2 separate regions of the Mus musculus genome follow, and region 1 is linked to region 2. A link is a loop called in an ENCODE intact Hi-C map of the cell type or tissue named here. Cell type or tissue: heart. All regions are shown on one strand.

Evidence for each region. Hi-C counts contacts between places; a loop is a spot of excess contacts. Peaks named below come from ENCODE experiments on the same cell type or tissue, not always from the same donor. Only the 100,000 strongest peaks of a DNase experiment are listed, where the experiment ranks them.
Region 1: a loop joins it to region 2, with 2.3 times the contacts of the local background. A loop is called at or near these places in 2 of 42 quality-filtered maps.

Annotation. Positions count from the first base shown.
Region 1 is chr6:42,539,338-42,547,337 of GRCm38, forward strand. No RefSeq gene overlaps it. Among named protein-coding and RNA genes, the nearest start is that of Olfr455, 4.3 kb to the left of the region's middle. In heart, no CTCF peak of the experiment used is centred here; a DNase peak (open chromatin) is centred at 3,504.
Region 2 is chr6:42,346,023-42,354,022 of GRCm38, forward strand. It overlaps Zyx (zyxin), which reads left to right and starts at 3,806. Exons shown (of 10, transcript NM_011777.3): 1 at 3,806-4,097; 2 at 4,235-4,454; 3 at 4,924-5,126; 4 at 5,248-5,340; 5 at 5,453-5,947. The coding sequence starts at 4,247. In heart, CTCF peaks have their summits at 3,106 (motif pointing right), 3,806 and 4,658; DNase peaks (open chromatin) are centred at 3,229, 3,749, 4,549, 7,369 and 3 weaker places; H3K4me3 peaks cover 5,336 bases; H3K27ac peaks cover 4,711 bases.

The DNA of each region.
Region 1 (8,000 bases), 190 kb after region 2:
ATAAAGAGTCAAGCACTGGCCACACTAGGGTTCTGTATTACCATAGGTCTTAGACTTCAAGGTCCCCCAAAGCAGGATGTGTCCCGGCCTCTCTACTTCTTCTCCATCCTCTTCCTTAGCTAGCTTTGCCACTGTGAACTGCCTTCTGAGTTGTGTCATGGACTCATAGAGTACAACATATATACGGGTCTTCTAGACAACCTCACTCAACTTCTTAGTTTTAAAGAGGAAGATATAACTGAGCTGGGATTGGGGCTGGAAATACAGGCTTTAAATTCTCAAAGAAATTAATAAAGAGAAAGAAAGAAAGAGAAAAAAGAAAGTAATTTCCCAAGACTGAATCCGGAAGTCTCCACAGCCCATATAATGTTCTAGAATCAGGTCACTGGAGTCAAGCTGACAATATATATTACTTTAACCTTCACTAGAGACCTAGCGTTATGGTACATACTGGGACAGACACTCAGGCAGCCAGGATGCTCTGTGGGAGATCCTGTTGGAGTTGTCAGGATCCAAATTCATCAGACATTGTGACTGATACACTAGAAAAAGTGGTGTGTGTCTGTCTATCCTGGCTCAACTCTCAAAGTGAGTACCTTCCTCAGTTGTCATCAGATCCCAGATTCTCTCTCTCTGTGACTCATCTGTAAGTAACAGTTGGGAAACATTGTCACTCTGAAGGTCTACTCTGCTGCTCAGAGTCTTCTGAATGTAACAGATGTGGGATGTAACAAAGGCTGTGGGACCTGCAGGAGGATGTTTGACCTTTTAACAGATGTTGAAAAAAAAAACCCTATTTTTAAAAATTCATTATGGCTTTTAAACACTTAATCCTAGACTCAGACATTCAATGTTCTAATCAACATGGACTGTGTAATTTGTTCATAGTCCTCATGCCAGGGTGCAAGAGTGGTGAAGTCAGGTGAAAACGGCCACACATAGTTGAATGAAAGAGCTGCAAGGAGAATGGCTTTTTCCATTGAATGCACCTTTTAGAGAGTTTTGATTTATAGACACCATCTTATTCTCTTTCTTGTAGTATTTGAAGGGAGCATTTACTAACACATTCTATTCTAATGGAGAAAGAGGCGGGTGGGACAGGAATAGGCTTGAGAGGGGTAGACTCACTTCCAATGGGGTTTAAACCCTTCCCACCTTTTGAGAAGAGGTGGATTTTCCCATCTATCGAACACATTCAGCCAACTTGAGTCCTGTGCCCATTCTCAGCCAGATGCTGCAGCATTAGGAATGAAGTTCAGAGAGACAGAATTGGTGTCTTGAGGTTGCAGGCAGATCAACCTTCTGGAGTGCCCAAGACAGAGACAGCTCTTGAGCTGCCTCTGCTGGCCTCCTTACCACTTCCTTTTCATCTCTGTACAGAAGCTAGTGGAGTGGGCTCTAGAAGGAGAGACAGACACAATCTGTTTTAATTTCTTCCCTTTCCATGATGTAAACCAGGCAGATGGCAAGAAACATTGGGTGGTGGATCAAGCACCTGCATCAAGTTGCTCAAGGAGAATCATGTTTCAAAGTAAGGCTGCCTAAAACAAACCAGATGGGTCAACTAATTGAACATGACCAAGGGGCTATTTCTGCTTTGCTTAGCTTTTCAGGAGGGATTGATATAAACTCCAGGAATGTAAGCTAGCTGTAGTAGGCTAAGAAAATGGAAGTATCAGCTGGCCATGGTGGTACTCAGCTTTAATCCCAGCACCGAGAGCCAGAGGCAGGTAGCTGCATACTCTTCCAAAGCATCAGTGATTCAAACCTGCAGAGAGAGAGAGAGAGAGAGAGAGAGAGAGAGAGAGAGAGAGAGAGAGAGAGAGAGAGGCCTGGATCACACTCCTCTCTCATAAAGATGAGGGTGGAAATTTTCACTCTTCTGGCAGATTAATAGCACCAACAAAAATAATGAACACTTAAGAGAGTTCTAGGGAAGTGATCAGGAGGACTTGAAACATAACCCGTTTAACCTAACAACAACCCAGTGAAGTAAATGGATTCTTCTCACACTCATTTTAGAGGTGAGGAATTCAACTTCTAGATAACTAGCTAATGCTAGAGCCAATTTGCAGGCAAGAATCTTAGCACCCAGTAACCTTTGGTTTTACACATTTGTTCTGCATGGTCTAGACAATGGTTTGTGATGGTTATACTTTCAGTTTTAAATTACTTGATTAAATATATAGCAAGGCAAAGTAAAAGAATAAGTAACAAAATAGCCAACAAAACACCACCAAATTAGATGCTCAAACCATCCAGCAGAAGAAGCTGGGGAGAAGATTCAATTGTTAAGAATACCATCTGTCTTTGCAAAGGCCACAGGGTTTGGCTCCCAGTATGCATATGGTGATTCAAAACTATCTGAAACTCCAGTTCCAAGAGATCTAATGTCCTCTTCAGTCCTCTGCAGGCATTAGGCATGCATGTGGTATGCATACATACATTAAGGAAAAACCTCATATGCATGAAATAAAAGTAAACATATCTTTAAAATTTTCATAAAAGAAACAGGGTCAATAATAATAAAAAAAAACAGTCAGAAGAAATGGACTGAAGTAGTTCTTTTGAGGCAGTTAGCCTGTGTTCTGAATAGAGATTTGGGTAGTGCAGCATCTCTTTGAGTGAGTCTTACACATAAAATAACTAATAACAGCAGAGATATAACAATCAAATCAGGGGCTTGGGCACAGAGAGCAAAAACTGACTGCAGTAGTCCCTTTGAGGCAGCCAGAGGCAATCCCAGGTAGAGCAGAGGGCCCTGTCTGCAGAGCCTTCCAAGTCAAAGGAAAACCAGCCCCAGATACAGACAAGATCAACAAATCAGGCACTCAAAACACCCAGCAGAAACCAACTGGGGAAGCTGTGCCAGTCAGCTGGCATTCCTGAATGATGAGTTTCCCACGGCTGGATTTCTGGCTTCTCTTCTACCCCTATAGGCACTTTTATATCATGTGATAAACAATGGCAACCTCTGTTGCAGAAGGTTCATCTTCTAACTATTTTCCCTCTTTCTCACAGAGTTAGGAGACACAGCCCATCCCCAGACAAGGGACCTTAGAGGACACACTGAGACAAATAAGCTTGTGGGTCTGTAATAGGATAGGGGCAGTTCTGCTCCAAGAGCCAGCTTCTCAGTGAACTGAAATAACACACTTTACATATGTAATGCACATCATAACTCTATGTGGCCCTCCTCATTTAAACGTCCTCTCAGACTGCCTCTGCACAAGAGGCAGTTATCCCCTTTCTATGGTTTCCTGCATACTAGAAATGACTCCCAGACTGTCACATATTTCTGTCCTCAGATTTACCTTCACTGACATTTCTCTTGAGGACAGTGGATGTGAATAGCAATGCAGATCATTTAAGATAGCAAACCTAAAAATAATTTCTCTTTAGTTTTGACATTCATCACTGATCTTGTTATTGTTCTAGCAGACTCTTGTTTCTAATTGTGTGAGGCTTCACAAAACACCCACGGAGTCATGGCTGGCTGGTGGCCCGGGACATCTGGATGTGGTTGGAAGGATTTCTGGGTTAGGGATTCTGACCTTGGATTCAATTTTTGCTGTGTTGGCTAATAAAAATTATGTTACAATAATGTTTCTCATTGGTCATTTCAATAGCCAATCAAAGCACTGCTAAACACAGTTGTACAATGGATAGAAGAGGAGATATGAGAGACAGACAGGTCAGACTTCTGCAGCTTTTGAGAGTTCCATACATGCTAAGCTAGAGATTTAGGGTCAAATGGTCATGGTAGACTCAACACCATAGTAAACCCATGTAAGACTCAGAGAGGGAGCTACCCAGTCTAGAGCTGCAATAATGTCTGTGGGCTGGTGTGTGTGTGTGTTTGTGTGTGTGTGTGTGTTTGTGTGTGTGTGTGTGTGTGTGTGTGTGTGTGTCTAAAATAATTGCCTTACAGTTTAGACTGAAGCTCACTGGCTCACTGGTCTAGCTTTTTTTTTTTTTTTTTTGTAAGCTAGCATCATAATTTACAAAAGTACCAATAAGAAAGGCCACAGCAAAAGTCATTGTCCTAAAACAAATCAAGTTTCAAAAGTTATGAATTAGCCGGGTGTGGTGGCACACGCCTTTAATCCCAGCACTTGGGAGGCAGAGGCAGGCTGATTTCTGAGTTCAAGGCCAGCCTGGTCTACAAAATGAGTTCCAGGACAGCCAGGGCTACACAGAGAAACCCTGTCTCAGAAAAAAAAAGTTATGAGTAAATCTGGATATCCTAACTGGACTGGGCCTCTCATCTATGACTTTCTATAAATGATAGTGGAATGATTTATTTAGTGTTTTTTAAAAGAAGTAACATATACTTAAAATATGATGTTTCATTCCCCCCCTAACTCTTGCTAAAAGAACACTCACAGTTTAAGGATACTTTGCTGTTTTCTGGATGCTTGAATTGGAGAGGAGAAGGCAAATGAACTAACTCTTGCAGGCTTGGTCCCTCACTGTGGAATGCAGACAACAAAAGAAAAATTTGATGAGGACTCCATAGAGAATGTAGAGAAGCTTCTAGAAAAGATCTGGCACAAAGGAACACTGGGTGTAGTCTTACTTTTAGGTGTTTTCACTTGGAAGGCTTAGGTTGATTATCCTCTTAGTATTCATCTTTCTTTCTTGGAAAATTCAGCCCTGACTGGTCCAACCCTTCAAGTTCTTTGGCCTGTGTGCTTGCTATCTTCCTGAGGTCCCAGTGTACATTGTGTGCTGGGTGGGTATGAATAGATATAGCTACAGATTACTTTATTTAGCCATAATTTATATCTATCTATCTATCTATCTATCTATCTATCTATCTATCTATCTATCTACTTACCTACCTACCTACCTACCTACCTACCTACCTACCTACCTACCTACCTACCTACCTACCTACCTATCATCTGTCTGCCTGTCTACATTTTCTGTCTCTATTATCCATGTATCTATAATATCTAACTTCCTCTCCTTTCCTCCATTCCCTCCTACCTACCCTCACTCCTTTCCCTTATCTTTCCACCCCTTCTTTTTCAGCCCTCTCTCCATCTTTCTTCTTTCTTTCTAGTTTGCATCTACCTATCGCAATATCTTTATGTTACTATTTCACCTGGGCTTGCAATTATCTTTATGCCACTGCACTGGCTATATATATTTCTGGGTTGAAATCTCAGCTTAACCACGTACTAATTTTGGGTGAGGCCCTCAATTTCTCTGATGCATTATCTCTTTACATAAATGGAGGTAATGACACTAGATACCTAGTGTCATTCATAATATTAGGAATAGTATAAGGGAAAGCTAAAACACGATGGCAGTCACAAAGAAAGTAACTCATCATATTGAGATGTAACTTTCACATCTATATTGACATGACACCCTTAGGCTCCACCTGCATAGTGACTGTAGTAGCTTCTTTTCCTAGTCATGAAGGCCTTCACCTTGATTTATGTCAGCTATCTTGAAGTGAATTAATTTTATATGTTTGCATTATTATATATTTCAATTAAACATTGTGAAATAAAGTCCCCTGAATTAAAGCTTATCATGTTGGTACTTTTTGCTCTATGAATATTTTTTCTGTGGTGTCTTTCCATCAGTCTGGCAGTCTGTTTACTCAAGGCTGCTGAATCACCTCTGGATTTAGTGATTACATTGTGTACTCTTTTTTTCCAGCTATTTATGATCTCAGCTTTGATTCCTGGGAGACGTGTTATTTGCCTATCCACTGGCTCTGTTTCTTTTACAAGATAAAGTAGCTTGCTAAATCCTTTCTGAGTGTGACATGATATCTTGTCAAAGGCTTTTTGTGAGTCTAAGAACTCTTGTTAGTTTCTTGGTGTCCTGTTTATCCCCTAAGAGCAGCTAAATGAATCAACAGAGACATTTTTGTTTTACACAGACATTCTTGCTTTCTCCCCATTATTGCATTTTGTGAAGTATTTAATGCATTTAATGCAGATGAGGTGATCTTGACAGTTTCTATGACTACTCATGAACTCTTTTTAAAATGGTAGGCACATGGCTGACCTTGTCCAGCTCTGGGTCAACATGCTACCATGATCTTAGGCTAATATTTCCCAGACTTCATGCTTCCTGATGATTCAGGGGAACAGACTCAACATTACTGAGTTTGTCTGTGTAGAGGATATAGTACTGAGTGAGTCTGTTCAGAGGATACAGTACTGAGTCTGTCTCTTTAAAGCACCCTGGATACTTGCCATGCATTGTTCTCCTTTCTCCAAAAATCAATTGTGTGGGATTAGGACTTTCGGAAGAGGATGTTTTCCAGGCATCCTGCTCTCTCTTACCTTCAATTGGATAGGAACTTTGAACTATGAAAATCTAGGAGTCCTACTGACTGTAGAGCTGGCTTTCTGCCTTTGATGTGTTGAAAGAGATTCTCTCCCTGAATGAAACAGCAGCCATTTTAATGAATGTCTTTAACACAGGCTTCCTCCAGAGGCAGATAGATAAGCTTCAAAACCGAGCACTTTAATGTTCCACATAAAAACTGTCTGGTGCAGAGACTGCCCCAGTTCTGACACTCTGAAGGTCAACTCTATCACAGGAAATGAGTGATCACTGTGTTGTTAAATTTTGAAAAGTATCTTAGGTCCAGGGATCATTACTTTAGTTGAAAAGTATCAATATCTTTGCTCTGTAAGAAAACTGGTTCATTTCCAAAATTTATTTTTAAATCAATTACTGTTTTCTATGAAGGTGATTTTAACAGGCTTGAAAATACTCCTGATTTAGAAACTATACCTCATGATACAAGACAGCAAGAGGGCTACCTTGTAAAACTGAAAGACTCTCCTTCTAAAAGATGGTTTCTTGTTCCTTGCTGGCCACAGAGTTAGATGTAAACAGTGGGTAGCATAGATGCATGGAGAGAGGAGCCAACACTATTTCACTATTGCCAGGACATGTTTATGATTCACTGAGATAAAACCAGACAAATGAAAAAGGTCAGCCCTTGTAGGGAAAGAAAAATGCTTATTTCTGTGATGAGCATTTTTCCGAGGGAAGTGTTTTAGTGTCCCCGAGAACCCAGGCTCCCTGGAATCACCTGGCTGTTTTCTGACCACTGATGCAACAGATTGTTCTTCCCTACTTTCCAGTTGCCTACTTCCTTTTAGTCTGAATTTGACCCCAGAATTTATAAGAAGACAGCTAATGATTAGATTAAATGAGATCAATGCAGGATGCTCAGCCTGCTGGAGGCCAGCCTTTGACAAGGACCTACACTCTCTGCAGTGGAAAGGTCTATGGTTGATGTGGTCCAAGGCCTGAGGATTTCATTCCAAAACAGGAGGGATAAATGGAATCTTTCCTGTTTTGCTCTTGTAAGTGGTAAAGTTTTGAATTTCATAAAGCTGATCAATGACCTTAGACCTGGTCATCCTGAATACTCTCTATTCTACCTCTAAAAACTGGAGTGTGCTTCCTTTGTCTTCTTACAAATTATCTTGTGGGACCCATGCATTGCTGGATTCATCTGTTCATGAAAGCCTCTATTCACATAGGAACACAAAATTTCTCCTAATGGTGAATGGGGCAGCAGAGACAAAAGGGCAGCACATAATTAAACTAACTAAATAAAATGGAAGCATATCAGACAGTCCTGGCATCTATAGTTTCCTCATACTGTACCTCAATGTACCCAGAATGGAAGAGCTCTGAAGATGAGAGCACACTGAACTGGTGTGCTGTGTAACATCCTGAGGAGAGAGGCATCAGATCTGATGGAGAGAAGATGGAGTAATGGAATGGATGCCTGCCTTATCAATGCTATCTTCGTACTCTAGCCAGAACATATTTTACTTTGTTATCCCTATGCTCTCTCTCAGTATTTCTTTATCTTTGTTTGCCTATGGAATCCATCACTAGCCTTCTTACCTGAGTTCAGAAAGGGATGGCTTAAGGATGTTGGAGAAGTGACTCAGGTCATGGTCTCTAGAGGTTAGCAAGATCCCAGGTAAAATGGCAAGCGGAGG
Region 2 (8,000 bases):
CAAGCCCGAGGTGTCATGCATGCTAGGCAGGCACTGTACCATTGAGCTGTACCTAGCATGAGTGTGAGCAATTATTGCAGTCATTGTTGATGTTTCAGCAGTACACTGATGCTTACCGTAGTGCGTCATATCGTTACTCTTTTGTCTGCTTATAGCCAGCATATTGATAAAACTTCTCATAGTATCGTTGCTTTGCAATTCTCTCTTTGGTCACTATGCTGTTTCTTCCATGAATGCTTGGAATGTCACACTTTGTAGTGTATACCTTTGGGGTGGGGGCTTCTCATATCTAATGGATATAAAGCCTGGGAAGTGTGTAAGGATATTTTAGTAGCCAAGGTCAGTGGCCATTTTCTGGCTTCCTCTCCCAGGTTTACTACATGCTTGAAGTGGAGACATTGATTGGCTTCCTACACATCACTCATACTACCCAAGAACATCAAATAGAAATGCTTGCTTAGGAAAACCCGCCAGGAATCATCAGGGTAAATTCTTCTTGCTGTCTGTATTTTATTTTATTTTTTTTTTATTTTATTTTTTTTTTTATTAGGTATTTAGCTCATTTACATTTCCAATGCTATACCAAAAGTCCCCCTTACCCACCCACCCCCACTCTCCTACCCTCCCACTCCCCCCCTTTGGCCCTGGCGTTCCCCTGTACTGGGGCACACAAAGTCTGCGTGTCCAATGGGCCTCTCTTTCCAGTGATGGCCGACTAGGCCATCTTTTGATACATATGCAGCTAGAGTCAAGAGCTCAGGGGTACTGGTTAGTTCATAATGTTGTTCCACCTATAGGGTTGAAGATCCCTTTAGCTCCTTGGGTACTTTCTCTAGCTCCTCCATTGGGAGCCCTGTGATCCATCCATTAGCTGACTGTGAGCATCCACTTCTGTGTTTGCTAGGCCCCGGCATAGTCTCACAAGAGACAGCTACATCTGGGTCCTTTCAGTAAAATCTTGCTAGTGTATGCAATGGTGTCAGCATTTGGAAGCTGATTATGGGGTGGATCCCTGGATATGGCAGTCTCTACATGGTCCATCCTTTCATCTCAGCTCCATACTTTGTTTCTGTAACTCCTTCCATGGGTGTTTTGTTCCCACTTCTAAGGAGGGGCATAGTGTCCACACTTCAGTCTTCATTTTTCTTGAGTTTCATGTGTTTAGGAAATTGTATCTTATATCGTGGGTATCCTAGGTTTTGGGCTAGTATCCACTTATCAGTGAGTACATATTGTGTGAGTTCCTTTGTGATTGTGTTACCTCACTCAGGATGATGCTCTCCAGGTCCATCCATTTGGCTAGGAATTTCATAAATTCATTCTTTTTAATAGCTGAGTAGTACTCCATTGTGTAGATGTACCACATTTTCTGTATCCATTCCTCTGTTGAGGGGCATCTGGGTTCTTTCCAGTTTCTGGCTATTATAAATAAGGCTGCTATGAACATAGTGGAGCATGTGTCCTTCTTACCAGTTGGGGCTTCTTCTGGATATATGCCCAGGAGAGGTATTGCTGGATCCTCCGGTAGTACTATGTCCAATTTTCTGAGGAACCGCCAGACTGATTTCCAGAGTGGTTGTACAAGCCTGCAATCCCACCAACAATGGAGGAGTGTTCCTCTTTCTCCACATCCTCGCCAGCATCTGCTGTCACCTGAATTTTTGATCTTAGCCATTCTCACTGGTGTGAGGTGGAATCTCAGGGTTGTTTTGATTTGCATTTCCCTGATGATTAAGGATGTTGAACATTTGACTCTAACCTCCACCTGAGAAATCCTGGGCCAGTCACTCTGACCCTTTCAGAAATTCTGTTTTGTTTCTAATTTGTACTTAAAACGGCTGGCTTAAAACTCTAAGCTCTAATATTCTGCATCTTGAATGCTCTTAGTTGTCTGTGAAATTGAGTCTGCCTACACACTCTCCTATTCTTGATTTATAAATAGGTTCAGCTGCCAACAATTAAACAGACTCTATTTTCCGATGTTCCTTAAAGAGGCTTTTAGAGGGTAGGTGGCTTTTACTCTTATAAAGTTATCTGGAAACTCCATTTCCCCATACAGGCATATTTAGAAGGATGGTGATGACTCTTGGTCTGAAAAGCCCAAGAAACAATCTCCGACACACAGAGTAAATCCAGTATCAAATTTCTAACAGATCTTCATAGGAACAGGCCTAGGACCAGCTCGTGCATGTTAGGGTGTGTCTACCTGAGCACTTTGTGTCATGTATGGTCACACATGAAACGCAAAACACTGGTGATGGAAACATTAAGATGACAGAGAAAAGAGAGACTAGCGGGGCCTGGAAAGATGATGAATGTATAGTCATAGATATGACTCAAGGCTTAAGGTTGACAGTAGGAGAGGGCTTTGAATCTCCTAAGACACAGTAAACCTGCCTGGCAAGCTAGAAGGGAGCATGTGAGAGAAAGCTGCCTAGGTTAACTGGCTGGAAATTTCCGTTGTTTTCCAGGCTGGAACTTGGAAGTAATACTGAGAACTATATAGAATTTTCAGGCATGGCATGTTATTTATCTCTTCACATAAAGCAGCAGGCAAACGAACTAAATGCCATCCCTTTTACAATGGAGGCAATGAAACCGAATGAATGAAAAATCTTGTCCACTGAGTTGGAAACCAGGCTCCCTGACCTCACGGAGTTTCTCCATCTTTGCCAACAGGGTTAATTAACTCTGACCTGAGTGCAACCCTTGGGGCCGTCTTTTCAGGTAACATCCCCCAGTTTCTTATCCTAGGTTCATGGGGTTAGTTTGCATGCCCCTAAAGCATAGCTCAAGGACATATACTGACCAACCATACTGGACAGTAGGGTGCAGCAGATGGGGAGCGCCAAGGTTTGGAGCCTCAGCCAGGGATGACAGGGCGAAACCAAAGGAAGCACCGAGGGTTGGATATTGGACTAGAGGCTCTAGCTCGTAACTCTATAATTTGGACGAAGTTTCCGTGTGTTGTTTAAAAAAAAAAAAAGAAGAAGAAGAAGAAGATCGGAAGGGAAAGATGCAAGATTAAGAAAGTAAGAAAAGCAGACACCAGCTTAGTCATATCTCTTTCATGTAGCCTGGGGCAGTCTCAGGCTGAGGAATCTGGTAGGACCAGTGGGGGGCTCCACCGAGCTTTGTCCCGGGGCGCGCTGACAACCCAAAGACTCTTGAGGGACTGGGAAAGGCTTGCTGAAGGGATCCTCAAGGACTAGTCCCCGGGGGCTATTTGGGTCTTCCTAGGTTGTCTGACCACTCGCCCTGACTTCGCCCTTGTACCTCCATTCCTGGACTCAAAGCACTGGACTCTTGTCCCCGGGGCAATACTATTGCAGGCGGGTCTAGGGCAAAGCGAATTCCTAGAAGCCTTAAGAGGCTGCCTAGCTCAGGAAGTTAGCATTCCCCCAGCTTAGGCTCCTGCTCACACACTAGTGGGTTACAGAAGGCCGGCCTGGGAGCCAAGTGCCCGCAGGGCCAACGTCCCTTCACCATCCCCCGCCCACCCAGGAGTACAGTTCCATCCCAGTCCTGCGTTCCGGGACTGACCACAGGACACGTGGGACGCGGAGCTGAAGCTGCAGGGAGGGGCGGGGTCGGTCAATGGCAGGCAGGCCCGGGGTGCGCGACTGAGCTGCTTCAGGACCGCTGGGATTACTAGCCAGCCTGCTCAGCCTGGAGTGCGGACAGTGAGTCAGTTCTCCAGCACTCGCGGGTCGGGAGGAGGGAGGTGGGGTAGGTGGCAGGTCAGGAAATGACATCAGAGGCCTGTGCTGGGGAAGGGTGGTCTGTGCCCGGCGGGGGCGGTGGTGAGTAGGGAGGCCGCAGGCGGACCTTTGCAGAGCCTGGAGCCCGGGGCAGGACCTGGGCCCCTTCCTGGGGGAGTTTCCTGTCGGGTCCTCCCTCCCCGGTCTCTCCCCGCCCCCTCTCCGGGCCGCTCCTTGTATGGTCTGGGCGCCGCTCTCTCCCCGCCCCCTCCCTCCCTTCCCGTGCACGACGTCCCTCCCCGCTTGGCTAGAAGCGGCTCCGGACCGGGACGCAGAGTCCGCGGACTCGGCGCCGAGGCGGTCATCCGAGACGCGCCTCTCACGCTCCTGCGCGCGGTGAGGAGCGGGGAGAAGCTCCGCCGCCCCGGGAAGGGGACGCGGGGAGGCGCGGGTGGGGTCACCGAGGGGCGCTTAGACCGAGGAGTGTCAGTCCGACACCGCTCTGCGTAACCTGACGACCCCACCCCCTGCAGCCCGGCCTGGCCATGGCGGCCCCCCGCCCGCCTCCCGCGATCTCCGTCTCCGTCTCGGCCCCCGCGTTTTACGCCCCGCAGAAGAAGTTCGCCCCGGTTGTGGCCCCAAAGCCCAAAGTGAATCCTTTCCGGCCTGGGGACAGCGAGCCTCCTGTAGCAGCCGGGGCCCAAAGAGCGCAGATGGGTCGGGTGGGCGAGATCCCACCACCACCCCCGGAAGGTATGCGGCTGGGATTGGGGGCCCTGATCTTTCTCGGGCGCCAGGGGTGGGGGTCGGTGGTTTGGGGAATTTGGGGTTGTCTGAAAAGGCTGTTGCGGAGGGGGCTGGGCGCTGGGTGGCTACCCTGTCCTGAGCAGATGTTCTTACCTCATCTTGGAGCTCCTGGCTGGGAGCCAGGACCCTTGGGACTGTTCCAAGTCTCCCGCCTGGGGGTAGGAGGCGGGAATGTGGGCCAGGAATCTTCCCCTCTGGATCCGTTCTCTGAAGTGTAACGGGAGCTGCACGGTTCTTCAACCTGGCTCGTTCTCACTCGACCTGCTTCGCCCAGGGCATCCTGAGCCCCTCGTTATGGTCTGCACACACTCTTGGGATGCAGGAAAGAGTTCTTGGATTAGGGGTTAAAGCAGTCGTCTGAGGAGAGGAGGAAAGAGGGTCGGTACTGATAGCCTTTTCTCTCCTTCCTACCCAGACTTTCCTTTGCCCCCTCCTCCCCTTATTGGGGAGGGCGACGACTCAGAGGGTGCCCTGGGAGGTGCCTTCCCACCTCCACCTCCCCCGATGATCGAGGAACCATTCCCCCCTGCTCCTCTGGAGGAGGACATCTTCCCCTCCCCTCCACCTCCACTGGAGGAGGAGGGAGGGCCTGAGGCCCCTACCCAGCTCCCACCGCAGGTAGGGAGGGCTTGGAAGGGCAGCTTTGCTGGAGATGGGGTGGGGGACACCTCCATGGGCTGGAGAGGAGTGGGGTGACAAGGGAAGACTGGGATGGGTGCTCTGACCCTTGACCCTCCAGCCCAGGGAGAAAGTGTGCAGTATTGACCTGGAGATTGACTCTCTGTCCTCACTGCTGGACGACATGACCAAGAACGATCCCTTCAAAGCCCGGGTAAGGGGCAGGACAGTAGGAAAGTCTGGGCCTAGAAGGAGAGGAGGGAATGCAAGGAAGAGATGACAACCTCGTCTAAGTGCATTTCTCTCCCCTCTGCTTCTCCTTGCAGGTATCATCCGGATATGTACCCCCACCAGTTGCCACTCCATTTGTTCCCAAGCCTAGTACCAAACCTGCCCCTGGGGGCACAGCACCCTTGCCTCCTTGGAAGACCCCTTCTAGCTCCCAGCCACCACCTCAGCCGCAGGCCAAGCCTCAGGTCCAGCTCCATGTCCAGCCTCAGGCCAAGCCCCATGTCCAACCCCAGCCTGTGTCTTCTGCTAATACACAGCCCCGGGGTCCCCTTTCTCAGGCACCAACTCCAGCACCTAAGTTTGCTCCAGTGGCTCCTAAATTTACTCCCGTGGTTTCCAAGTTCAGCCCTGGTGCTCCAAGTGGACCTGGGCCACAGCCCAATCAAAAAATGGTGCCTCCGGATGCTCCTTCTTCTGTGAGCACAGGCTCCCCTCAGCCCCCTAGCTTCACCTATGCTCAGCAGAAGGAGAAGCCCCTAGTTCAAGAGAAGCAGCACCCACAGCCTCCACCAGCTCAAAACCAAAACCAGGTGAGGAGGCCACAGGCTGAGGCCAATGGACTGCAGAGTAAAAGGGCAAGAGGGTGGGGTAGAGAACCGGAGGAGCCAGAGTGGGTGTGGCGGTGGGGGAAGTGTAGGGTTATCTGGCAGGCCATAGAGAAAGTTCTGGAGGAAGTCTGGGGCTACCTGGGGCCTGGGTCAATCGGTAGAGCAGCTAGGGCTTAGCAGTAAGAGGATACAACTTTCCCTTCTGCCTCTGCCTTGGAGTGTTGAAGGGGAGAATGAGGTCACTAGCCCAACCTTAGTTTTTCCCATTCCTGGGCCTTGACTTAATCCCTAGGCTCCTGGGTTTTCTGAGCACTTTCATCGCCTGAGGGCCCATCTAGAGATTAAAGTATTGTCAGCACCAGTAAACATTTACTGGGCCAGCCTCAGCTGACTGCCAGGCACTGCTCTGTGCTATGGAGGCTGGGCCCGTGGGCACGAGAGACCTCTCCAACAGGTTCAGTCTTCTGAAGTCACAGGTCTAGGGTAGAATGTCTAGCCTGTTTCTCACAAGTCTTTAGACCCTAGTAACATTGGGTGAACTTTGAGCCTTCCCCCCCTCCCCACCTGACTTTGAAATAGCTACCCATCCCAAACAATGGTGAAGAGCAAGTCAGCTTATCTTCTTAGTCTAGCACATAAAAGCTCAAAATAGAAACAGACAGTACAGTTGTTGCCAGTTGTTAGTTCAGGGAAAGAGATCTTCTGAGTTGAAGGGACCTTCTGGTAATCTTACTGGTAACTGTAAATGTCTGTGTTCCGATACACTGGAGGAATAAGGAAGGAATAAGTATAGCTCAGAATCAATGAGTTACAGGGGTTTGAAACTATGACCCAACATGGGGACTGGCAACTTAGGAACAGCTTCTTGAGGTTAGTCTGCCTTCAATGACTTGAGGACTTGAGAATCCACAAAGGATTGAGAATAGCATTAGGTGGGAAGAGCTTGTGTGAAATTTTAGGGTATGAACACTTGAGGGCTATTAGGAGAACAGAAAGCACAGGAAACAGACTTTGTGCTGTACTTGAGATTGGTGGAGATTGGTAGGCATACTAGGGAGCCAAATCTCCAATAAGGTATGTATGCATATTGGAGAATCACTGATGGTTTCTCAGTTGTGTGTGGTTTGGCCAGGAGGACTGGTGAAAGTCATACTTCAAAGCTTTTCCAGCTGAGATGCACATTAGAGGCAGAGAGATCTGTGATGCAGATGAGTTCTCTCCTGGGCCACAGCAGTATTAGTTGCAGTGAGAAATGCGATCTGTGGATGATAGCTGTTCCAAAGGAAGAGCCTAAAGGAAGCAGCGACTGATAAGCAGCTGGGGAGGACACAAATGCTGGGGAGGCTCAGCGTCTGCTGAGGAGTAACAGTATTGCAGACAGAATAGAGAAGTGCAGAAGGGGAACTGGTTTGAACGGGAAGAGGAGGGGTCCCGATGTCAGCGTGTTGAGCAACAGGCTTTACAAGCACTTGCTTTCAGCTGGAACTGTCATTCAGCTAACGTAGGACCGTAATACAAGGGCAGGCCTCAAGCTAGAGGTGTGTGCACAGCCATCCATACCATGAGGCAGCTGACAAGTGTTCCAAGAATTCCATAGCAGGAAGTGAAGAGCCTCGGGGACCTTGGGCCATCTTGTGCCTTGCAAAGAGGATGGAGGAAGATCCCAGGCTGGGATTCTTAGAAGTGGATGACGTGACCTTGGAGATCTTCATTGTAGGTTTAGGGAACAGGACTCAGATAAGCAGAATTTGACTCTTAGGACTTTGTAGATGGCCTTGGGACTATTTGTGCCATATGGCGGTGACAGAGTTGAGTGAATAGTCAGTGGAAACATGAAAGTTGGTAGTGTAGCCTGTTCTCAACATTTGGCAGTGAAGTTGAGTATGTTGACCTATAAGATACAAAACATGGAAAGTTGAGACAGGAGGATTGCTATGAGTTCAAGTCAGACTATAGTGTGAGTCTCTGTGTGTGTGTGTGTGTGTGTGTGTGTGTGTGTGTGTGTGTGTGTATGTGTGTGTGTGTGTATGTATGT